Linked DNA regions of Homo sapiens: region 2 is linked to region 1. The links are chromatin contacts, found by Hi-C or POLR2A ChIA-PET in ENCODE. All regions are on one chromosome and are shown on one strand. The core of a region is the stretch at or near the end of the contact, and the rest is flanking DNA. Distances in the headings are between cores, read along the strand shown. Region 1 holds the start of MIR193BHG (MIR193b-365a host gene). Region 2 holds the start of MRTFB (myocardin related transcription factor B).

Region 1 (4,811 bases), core at 2,188-4,687:
CACGAGGTCAGGAGATCGAGACCATCCTGGCTAACACGGTGAAACCCCGTCTCTACTAAAAATACAAAAAAATTAGCCGGGCGTGGTGGCGGGCGCCTGTAATCCCAGCTACTCGGGAGGCTGAGGCAGGAGAATCGCCTGAACCCGGGAAGCAGAGGTTGCAGTGAGCCAAGATCGCGCCACTGCACTCCAGCCTGGTCAGAGCCTGGACAGAGCGAGATTCTGTCCCCAAAAAACAAACAAACAAACAAACAAAACAAAACAGAACAAAAAGAACGCCTTCAACAGCAAAGAGTTGCAAAGAAATGTTGCAATTCCAGGTGGAAGCAAACAGCTGGTTTCTCCTAATTTAGCAAACGTAAAGACAAATCTAATGTCGTTACAATTCATCATTTCAGGAGCGCCTTATTTGGGGGCTTCAAACACTTTGCCACAATTGACATCCTACTAATTCCTTTCCAATCCAATACTGTCCCTTAAACCACTGTGGGGGTGGTCAGGGGGAATGTACTTTCTCCTCCTTGTATCGTTTTTCGGCCTCCCAAGGAGAGAAGCCCTTGGAAAACACAGTAGGTTCGGCAAACTGAGAACACACACTTATAAGAATACCGCCCTCGAAGGGACCTTTTAGTTTTATGGAAAGTAGCAAACCTCCCCCTCTTTCCCCGCCCCCCCGCCAGCCGGGTTTTGGACGCGCTCCCTGGGGGTGGTAGCTCTCTGCCCTCACCCTCCCGAGACTGCCGGGGCCTGAGTCCCTCGCTGTCCAGAATGACCCCAAAAGCGGGACTTTGAGGGCCAGTTGGATAAAACATAAACTCATCTCGCCCTCAAAACCCCGATTCTGAGACCACAGCCTCCAAAAGCCTCTTTTCCCAAGAAGTGAGTCCCCATTCACGGCTGACAGCACCGGGGCAGGCCGCCTTTGAGGCAAGAGTTTGGAGAACCGGGATCACTGAAGGAATCGTTACTGGGTGTTCCCTCAGGGCGGCGGTTCATCTCACCAAAATGCCAGGGGGTCGCTGTGGGAGGAGGGGACATTTGCCACACCATGGCTGAGGGCAAGAGGATCGCTTGATCCCGGGGTGTCTCTTCCCTCCCGGAGCAATCACCAATCTCGCCCAGCAAACAGGCCTAAAAGCTTCCCGGACAACACGAGGGGTGCCCCAAACGTCCCTTAGCAGCGGATAAATCGGGTGTCCGAGGTGCCTCGTACAGTTCCCCCCACCCCATCTCCAGCTAAATAAAGTTTGGTTATTTGTGTCCTTAATCGTCTCTCATTAAAGTCAAATTTGCTGCGCGCCCAAGTTGGGGGAAATGATTTCCATTTTAATAGCTTAATTAGCCTCTAGGTTCTGGAAAGGCCACTCCCCCACGCACCTTTTCTCCTCATTTTAACCCCCCTCCCTTTTTCACAACTTCTCCTAAAAATAAATTATAAATATGGATGTGTCCTCAGAGGACATAAGCGGCGCATTCCAACGCTCCGCTTGGTGGGGATTGGAAGCAAAGAGAAACCAGAAACGCCACTCCCCCCACCCCCAAATCAAAATGCCTTTTTCTTTTTTTTTCTAACTTCTTTTTCCTAACTTGGTGTTGTCTCGGGCACAGACACCCCGCTCCGCACCCCGGAACCTAGTTTTTTTGCCCCCGTCCTGCAGAAGCTAAAGCCAACGCGCCAGGGCTGCCTGCTTCTCGGGGGGAGGGAGCTGACAACTTTAGGGGGCGGCGGTAACTCTCTGGGGACGGTGGTTCCCGGCTAGTCCGGGATCCCCGGGGCCCGGCCCCCGCAGGCGCCGCCGCCCATGCCAGCGGGGCTCGGGCGCACGTGGAGCGGCGGGCGCGGCCGGCCTGCTCCGCGCGCGGCATTGAGATCGGGGTCACGCAGCGAGTCAGTTTCCCGAGCGGGCTTTCCGGGGTGGGGGCGGGGACGCGGACGCTCCACCGCCTCGTCAATTTCCAAGCCCAGGCACTAGGGAGGCTGGGGGCGGCCTCGCCCCCTTCCTACCTCCCGGCTTCACACGCCCCTCTGGGGAGCGGGGGAGGGGTCCGAGGGGGAGCCGGGGTGGCGGCAGCGGCGGCAATCGCAGCCCAGACAAGCGTCTCGCGCCGAGTCCCGAGAGAACCGCGCGCTCCCCCGCCGCCACCTCCCCTCTCCCGTTCCCATCCACCCCGCAGACAGCCGCCCCACACCCCTTCGGCCCTGGGGGCTTGGGCACCCACCTGCCGCGATCCCTGCCTTGGCTGGCGGAAGGTGCCAGGCGGGAAGAAGGGGAGCACTCACCGCCGCTGCCGCCTCCGGGGGTGCACGGGCCCCCCCACCCAGGGCTGCGCCTTCCCGGGCTCCGGGCAGGCGTGCGCCGGGCGGGGGGCGCCCCGCGGGCCCTGCAGCCTCCGCCTCGATTGGAGCCCAGCCTTAAATCCTCCACCGTGGAGAAGAAGGGTACTTCCAGAAAAAAAATCCGCCCCTCCCCAGACGAGATCCAAGTGATGGGCGGGGAGCGTAGAAAATCCTTTTCTGCAGAGAGCGCGCAGCCGACGGGGCTGCACCCGGCCTCCACGGTCCGCTGCCGCCACAAAGCCGCGCCCCCGCCCCCCCCAACCCCCCAGCGCCCTATGGCCGGCCCGGGGCGGGGGCTGGGCCGGCCCGGGGTTGGCCGCGCTGGGGAGGCGGCGGCGGCAGCGGCCCAGGCGGCGGGGCGGCTCCTCCCCGGCCAGGCAGAGAGGGCGAGAGCCTGGAAGCCTAGCGCGCCCGCCCGGGTGGGGGTGGGGGTGGGGGTGGGGGTGGGGGTGGGGGCGGGGGCCGGGGTGGGGGGGCGCCTTCCTAGAAACGCTCGCCAAATATAGTCAGCGGATAGGGGCATTCCTAGAAATGCGGCGGCGACGTCAGCCTCGACCCTGGGGGCGGGGGGCAGAGCCCGGGGTGCTTCAAACAGGGGGCACGGAGGAGGGGGAAAGAGTCCCCACTTCCAGTACCACCGCAGCCCACAGACGGAACCGAGGCCGGGCTTCCCTCCCGAGGGGCGTGCTGGAGTCCTCCAAAGGCGCTTGAGGTATCCGGGAGCTAGGGGCGCATCCACTGAAGATTCAGACCCGGTCTGTCCCCCTCTTTCGGGAACACCCAGTGCCAATGCCAGCTGGCGCTTTTGGCCCTTCCCCCAATTTTCAGCACCCCCCGCTTCCCCCGCCGCACAAACACACACAACCCCCGTGAACAAACAGTAAAAGTAGGAGCAGCATCAGGCAGGTTCCCCAAGCCTCTTACACCCACCCCATGACGGTCTCTCACCTCCTCTGGAATGGCTGGAGTCCCCTGGATCCCCCAGGGTTGAAATTGCACAGACACACTGTGTTCCCAAGAACTCCCCCAAATACCAACCCAGCTTCGGGCCAGAAAATAAAGTTGTGCTTCCTCCTCCCCAGTCCAATGTCACTTTGTTGCTGCTTCCGGGGCTAAGGGCTCTTGGAGAGGTGCTGGAACTTGGGGGTAGGGCACAAGGGTGTCCCCTCCACCTGGCAAAGATCTGGCCTCTGGTGCTGACACTCTCACCAGCCATAGCTGTAATACTTTTCATTTCCCGCAGTAAGGGAGATGCCCCCCCCCAGCAGCTCATCCCCTTCCTAAAATCTTCCCCCACCCCCACACCCCTGCCCAGGGACCCCCAAATCCATTGCAGAAGTGGCCCCTCTTTCGCAAAGAGAATCCACATAACTGAGACATGACTTGTCCCTCTCCACCGCCCAGCCTCTCTGCGCGAAAACGTGACTGGCCTGAACCTCCCAGGATCATAAAAAATGTATTTTGCTGTCCTCTGTTGGCCAACACAGGTCACGCTCATAAAACACACCACCCAACTTAGCGGGCAGTCCTGATGCCACAGAGGAGGTCCCAGGGACCCCAGCCAAGGGGAGCGAGCTGGCCTCCTCTCCTTCTGCCTGTGGTGTCCCTGCCCTCTCCATCCTCTTTCTTTCTTTTTCTTTTTTTTTTTTTTGTTTGAGACAGAGTTTCACTCCTCTTGCCCAGACTGGAGGGCAGTGGCGCGATCTCGGCTCACTGCAACCTCTATCTCCCAGGTGTAGGCGATTCTCCTGCCTCAGCCTCCAGAGTAACTGGGATTACAGGCATGCGCCACCATGCCCAGCTAATTTGTGTATTTTTAGTAGAGATGGGGTTTCACCATGTTGGCCAGGCTGGTCTCAAACCCCCGACCTCAGGTGATCCACCCGCCTCGGCCTCCCAAAGTGCTGGGATTATGGGTCATCTTTCTTATCTTGCAGCCGACGCACAGGACTTGCTCATGTCCCCTTTTCCTCATTGGGCCTTAATTCCAGAAATCTGGAGGGATTTCTTCCTTGCTCTAGGGGAGGCAAGGAAGGCTGTGTTCACTCTGGACCCGGGGTCGGTGGGGCACGGGGGACCTTGGGATGGTTTTTCCAATAGCAACTTGGAGAGGAAATGTAGCACAAAAGGCAACAGCTGATCACTGATAATAACAGTCCCCATTCCCCCCCACCCCGAGACCTAAGCACATGAAGAATAGTAACTTACTGAACTTACCCATTTTCCAGATCGAAAGACTGAGGCTAGGCCAGGCACCGTGGCTCATGCCTGTAATCCCAGCACTGTGGGAGGCTGAGGCGGGTGGATCATTTGAGGTCAGAAGTTTGAGACCAGCCTGGACAACGTGGTGAAACCCCGTCTCTACTAAAAATACAAAAAAGTTAATGGGGTGTGGTGGTGAGCACCTGTGGTCCCAGCTACTTGGGAAGCTGAGGCAGGAGAGTGGCTTGATCCCGGGAGGCGAAGGCTGCAG
Region 2 (4,204 bases), core at 824-3,323, 230 kb after region 1:
GGTTCTCCAAGGAGCTGGAACTGCCCCCAAGGAACATTTTTAGTTATCAAAGAGACTGGGGGACACCGCTGGCATTTAGGGTTTGGGGGGCCTGGATCTAAAAGACTTCACACAACACATAGGTGGGACAGATCTGTATAATGAAGATTCGCCTGGTACGAGAGTCTTTCAAATGAACGGGCAGATTAAGCCCACTATAAACTGGCATTACTTTACAATATTTAAAAGTTTTTATAAGAAATTGCAGGGAAACTCCAGTAATGTAGGAGAAAGTAGCAAGGGAAGCTTAAATAGAGTAAGGGAAAACTGTCTAAACATTAGCGATCGTTTCCTCACACCACACACCGTTAACATACAATTGTAGTATCAGAATACTGAGCATATACAAACAAGTGAGATACTGATATTGAACCAAAAATTTTCAACCTTGTTAATATTTTATTAATTATTACCAATGGTAATTGTTAGGAAGCCAGTATTGTCCCTTCGAGTGTGTGACACAAAAAATTCTACAATATAGTTTAAAAATATGGATCCATGGAGGGCTTGTGCTAATATTTACGTATTTATTGAGACAGTCTGTTATTTGTCTTGCCATGTTATCCCTAGTTCAATCTAGGTTGTTTCTCTCTTTAATTCGCAAGAAACAGGTTATGCCAACCTAGGTGTTTTTCCCAACCTCCGTCTGTATCTCTGCTCTTTCCCTGAAGTAGCGGCCTCACTCTGTAGCCCAGGCTGGAGGGCAGTGGTGCAATCACAGCTCACTGCAGCCTTTAACTCCTGGGCTCAAGAGATCCCCTCACCTCAGCCTCCCAAGCAGCTGAGACTACAGGTGTGCGCCACCACACCACGCTAATTTTTTCTTTTTTTGTACAGGTGGGATCTCGCTATATTGCCCAGGCTTGCTCTTGTTTGAAATAGCTCCTCCTAATTTTTTTTAACCAATACAAATGTACTCATTAGAAGCTGGCACAAGCACCCCAGTATATACTGTCTTCCAGCACAAGAGTATGTCCTAGATGTGAATGGTACAGCAACATCTGTCATATACTGTTCTCTATTTCGCCCTTACGCTTCAATCAAACCATCATACTGCTTTTCAAGGATGTGTGTAGGGAGGTCACATTGTTTATGAATTTCATTTCAGGGTAGTAAAGAGGGCTTTATACATGTTTGCTGCAAAGGGGAAGAAGGGACCTTGATTCTGACGAGGTTGAGAACCACTGTTCCCAAGAGTGGAATCGCGTGCTGAAACAAAAATCGAACTTTTAGAGAAGAGTTTCCTTTGCCTAAGGCAAGCCCTGGGCTCCAATATTCCACTTCATTGGGCCTGACACCCCACTACCAGCACACGCCCGCTGCTCTCAGCCCACCTCTGCTTCCAAGCAGGGCCAAACAATGGTTCTTGACCACTTGGGGATCGGGGACCCTTTTAGGAACGAGACAAAAGCCCTGGAAAAACTCTCTCCCAAGAAACCCATATACCAAGCTGCATCCAACTTCAGGGCGCTCCCAGACACCCCCTCTGAAGCCTGGTCGGGACCCCAGGAGAAAAGGGCTGAGGGGAGTGGGAGGTGGGAAGAGGAAGGGGGCGCAGGGGTCCCGGTCCCCTCCCACCGCCTCCTCGCAGTGTGGCTCTGGCCCGGGCGCTCCACCTCTCTGTGCAGCCCCGGCGTGCAAGCGCGCAACTTAAGTGCCCGGCACACAGCAGAGGCTCCATAAACGCCGCTGCCACTGTCAGCAGGGCCAACTCTGCAGTCGAGATGGACACTGAGGCGGCCCCGGGGTCGCGCCCGGGCGCGAGGACCGGTTGAAGGAGGCACCGGCCCGCGGCCCCGGCCGCCCCGCCCCGCGCGAGTCCCGGGGACGGTGCGGACCAAACGGCGCCGCAGCTGCTGCGGGGACGAACAGGGATGGCTGCCTGGGACGCGGGATGTTCACCAGGCCCGCTCCCCCACCCAGCCCTCGGTCTCGGCCGCTCTCACCCGGCCTCAGCCCCCAACGGCCGCCACCGCCCGCCGCTCACCTCCCCGGCCGCCGCCGCCGCCGCTCCCGCCGCCGCCGCGCGATCTCGCGAGACTTCGCTCCCCTCGGCACTCCCCCTCCTCCCCGCGGCGCGCGCGGACCCCAGGCTAGAAGCGGCTCGGCGCGCTCCCCGGACGCTGCCCACCCCGCCTCAAGGGTCAAGCCCGGCCTCTCTCGCTGCTCGCCCCCGACTCCGTCCCTGCGTGCACTCCGCCCACTCCCGTGACTGGGAAGGGTTAAAGCCCAGGTGCGAGGCGGCCGCCTCCTTCTCACCTGGCCGGCCGGGTGCGCGTGCGCATGCGCATGTCCGGGGCTCGGCCCTGAGCCTCTGCAAAGGCTTGGACGGTGGCGACAAAGGTGACCGCTGCCACCCGTCCTGAGTGCTCGCTGCGCGCCGAGCACTTAACAGCCCCCTTCGGTCCTCACACTGCCCTCCAAAGTGGGTATTACCAGCCTCCCCATTCTAGAGAGAGGAAAAATGGAGGCCTGGCAAGGAAAGTACAGTAATGGCTCCATGTCACACAGCCAGGAATTGGCTGAGCCAGTGTTGGGATCTGGGGTTGTCTGATGCCCAGCCCAAAACCCATTTCTGCACCTCAGTGACAGCCCCCAGGCCCTGTCCCTCTTTCCGTTCAAGGCTCAAGGCGCTGCCTCTCAGCCGCAGTCTTCATTCTCTCCCAACATTCACCAAGGTGAGAGGAGGAGCTCCTGGGAAGTCATTTGCTACAATCTGTTTTCAATGGAGCTGGCGACAGTAAAGTGCTTCTCCCTCACTTTACAAACTTCCCAAGGCCTGTGAAGCCCCTGTGCCACTCCCTGTGCAGCTCTGAAGACTGTGTGACTATTTTTATGCGGTTCTGTCTCCTCCTTAGACTGGTGGCGTTTTGCTGGTAGAGAGCATGATGGAATGGCACACAGGACAGAGAATCAGAATGTACATGATGTTAGCACACAGAAAAGTGTGACTTCTTCCCAGGAGTAAGTCTTAATGAAATAATAATTGTTTGTAAAGAGGAAGGGCTAACATTTATTGCGGGCATATCAAGGTCATACCAATCTTCTTGCAATCCTGGAGGTGGAGAAAGTAGCCTGTTTCCATTGTGAAATAGGATTTGAACCTGGGTCTGAGTCCGGAGCCCAGCACTACCTTGTAGGTAGGTCCTGTTCTGCAAGCAAGCGAGCATGAGCTAGCTCATCTGGGCCGGCTGCTGTAAGATCAGGAGCCCTGGAGGTTCTAGGTAGCCTTCCACCTGCAACAGCGTCTGCATGGGCTTACCCAGCCCACCTGATAATCACATCAATGTCAGCAAGTGCTGGCCTGCCCATGCTCCAAACCTGTCCACTCTCCCCGGAACCAATTGCTGTGTACAGGCCAGAGCATGTGGGTGCCCTTGCATGTTTCAACCTCACTCAACTCACCAGATGGAGGAAGTGGGTGAAGAAGGAAAATCACACCTGCTGGGCAGCTACAAAGTGCTGAGCCCTGCTCCAGGTGCTGTCTATTTATTAATTTATTTAGCCCTCCCAACAACCCTGTATTAGGGTTCTCCAGAGAAACACAGCTACTAGGTTCTAGATAGATGTAGGCTGGGCAAGGTTGCTCATTCCTGTAATCCCAGCACCTTAGGAGGTCCAGTCAGGAGGATCACTTGAGCCTAGGAGTTTTAGACCAGCCTGGGTAACACAGTGAGACCCCGTCTCTACAAAAAATAAAAAGAATTGGGCATGGTGGCACATGCCTGGAGTTCCAGTTACTCTGGAGGCTGATGTGAGAGGATCTCTTGAGCCCAGGAGTCGAGGCTGCAGTGAGCTCTGACTGTGCCACTGCCCTCCAGTCTGGACAACAGAGTGAGACCCTGTCTCTAAAAAAGAAAAAACTATATAGATTCATAAGAGGGGATGTATGATGGCAGCTGAGAAGTCCTACGATGTGCCATCTCCAAACTGGAAAGCCAGGGAAACTGGTGACATAGCTCAGTCGCAGTTGTGGCCCGAGAACCAGGGAATCTGATGGTGTAACTCTCAGTTCGAGGCTACAGGCCTGAGAACTTGGGAGCCACTGGAGCGAGTCCTAGAGTCCAAAGCTGGAGAACCTGGGCTGGGCGCAGTGGCTCATGCCTGTAATCCCAGCACTTTGGGAGGCTGACGCAGGTGGATCACCTGAGGTCAGGAGTTCAAG

What was found. Hi-C counts contacts between places; a loop is a spot of excess contacts on that map. ChIA-PET counts read pairs that join two places held with the same protein, here RNA polymerase II (POLR2A). Pooled maps may share reads with other maps.
Region 2: a loop to region 1 is called in a pooled map, with 4 times the contacts of the local background. The contact joins the promoter of MRTFB here to the promoter of MIR193BHG in region 1. A Hi-C loop is called at or near these places in 4 of 50 pooled maps. POLR2A ChIA-PET finds 5 or more read pairs at or near these places in 2 of 52 experiments (HCT116 and naive thymus-derived CD4-positive, alpha-beta T cell).

Annotation. Positions count from the first base shown.
Region 1 is chr16:14,300,007-14,304,817 of GRCh38, reverse strand. It overlaps MIR193BHG (MIR193b-365a host gene), which reads right to left and starts at 3,437. Exons shown (of 2, transcript NR_170633.1): 1 at 3,287-3,437. MIR193B (microRNA 193b) reads right to left here and starts at 851; the gene lies at 769-851. RefSeq lists silencers at 711-760, 1,714-1,953, 1,859-2,019, 2,304-2,793.
Region 2 is chr16:14,069,188-14,073,391 of GRCh38, reverse strand. It overlaps MRTFB (myocardin related transcription factor B), which reads right to left and starts at 2,073. Exons shown (of 17, transcript NM_001308142.2): 1 at 2,027-2,073. RefSeq lists silencers at 1,609-1,688, 1,829-2,298.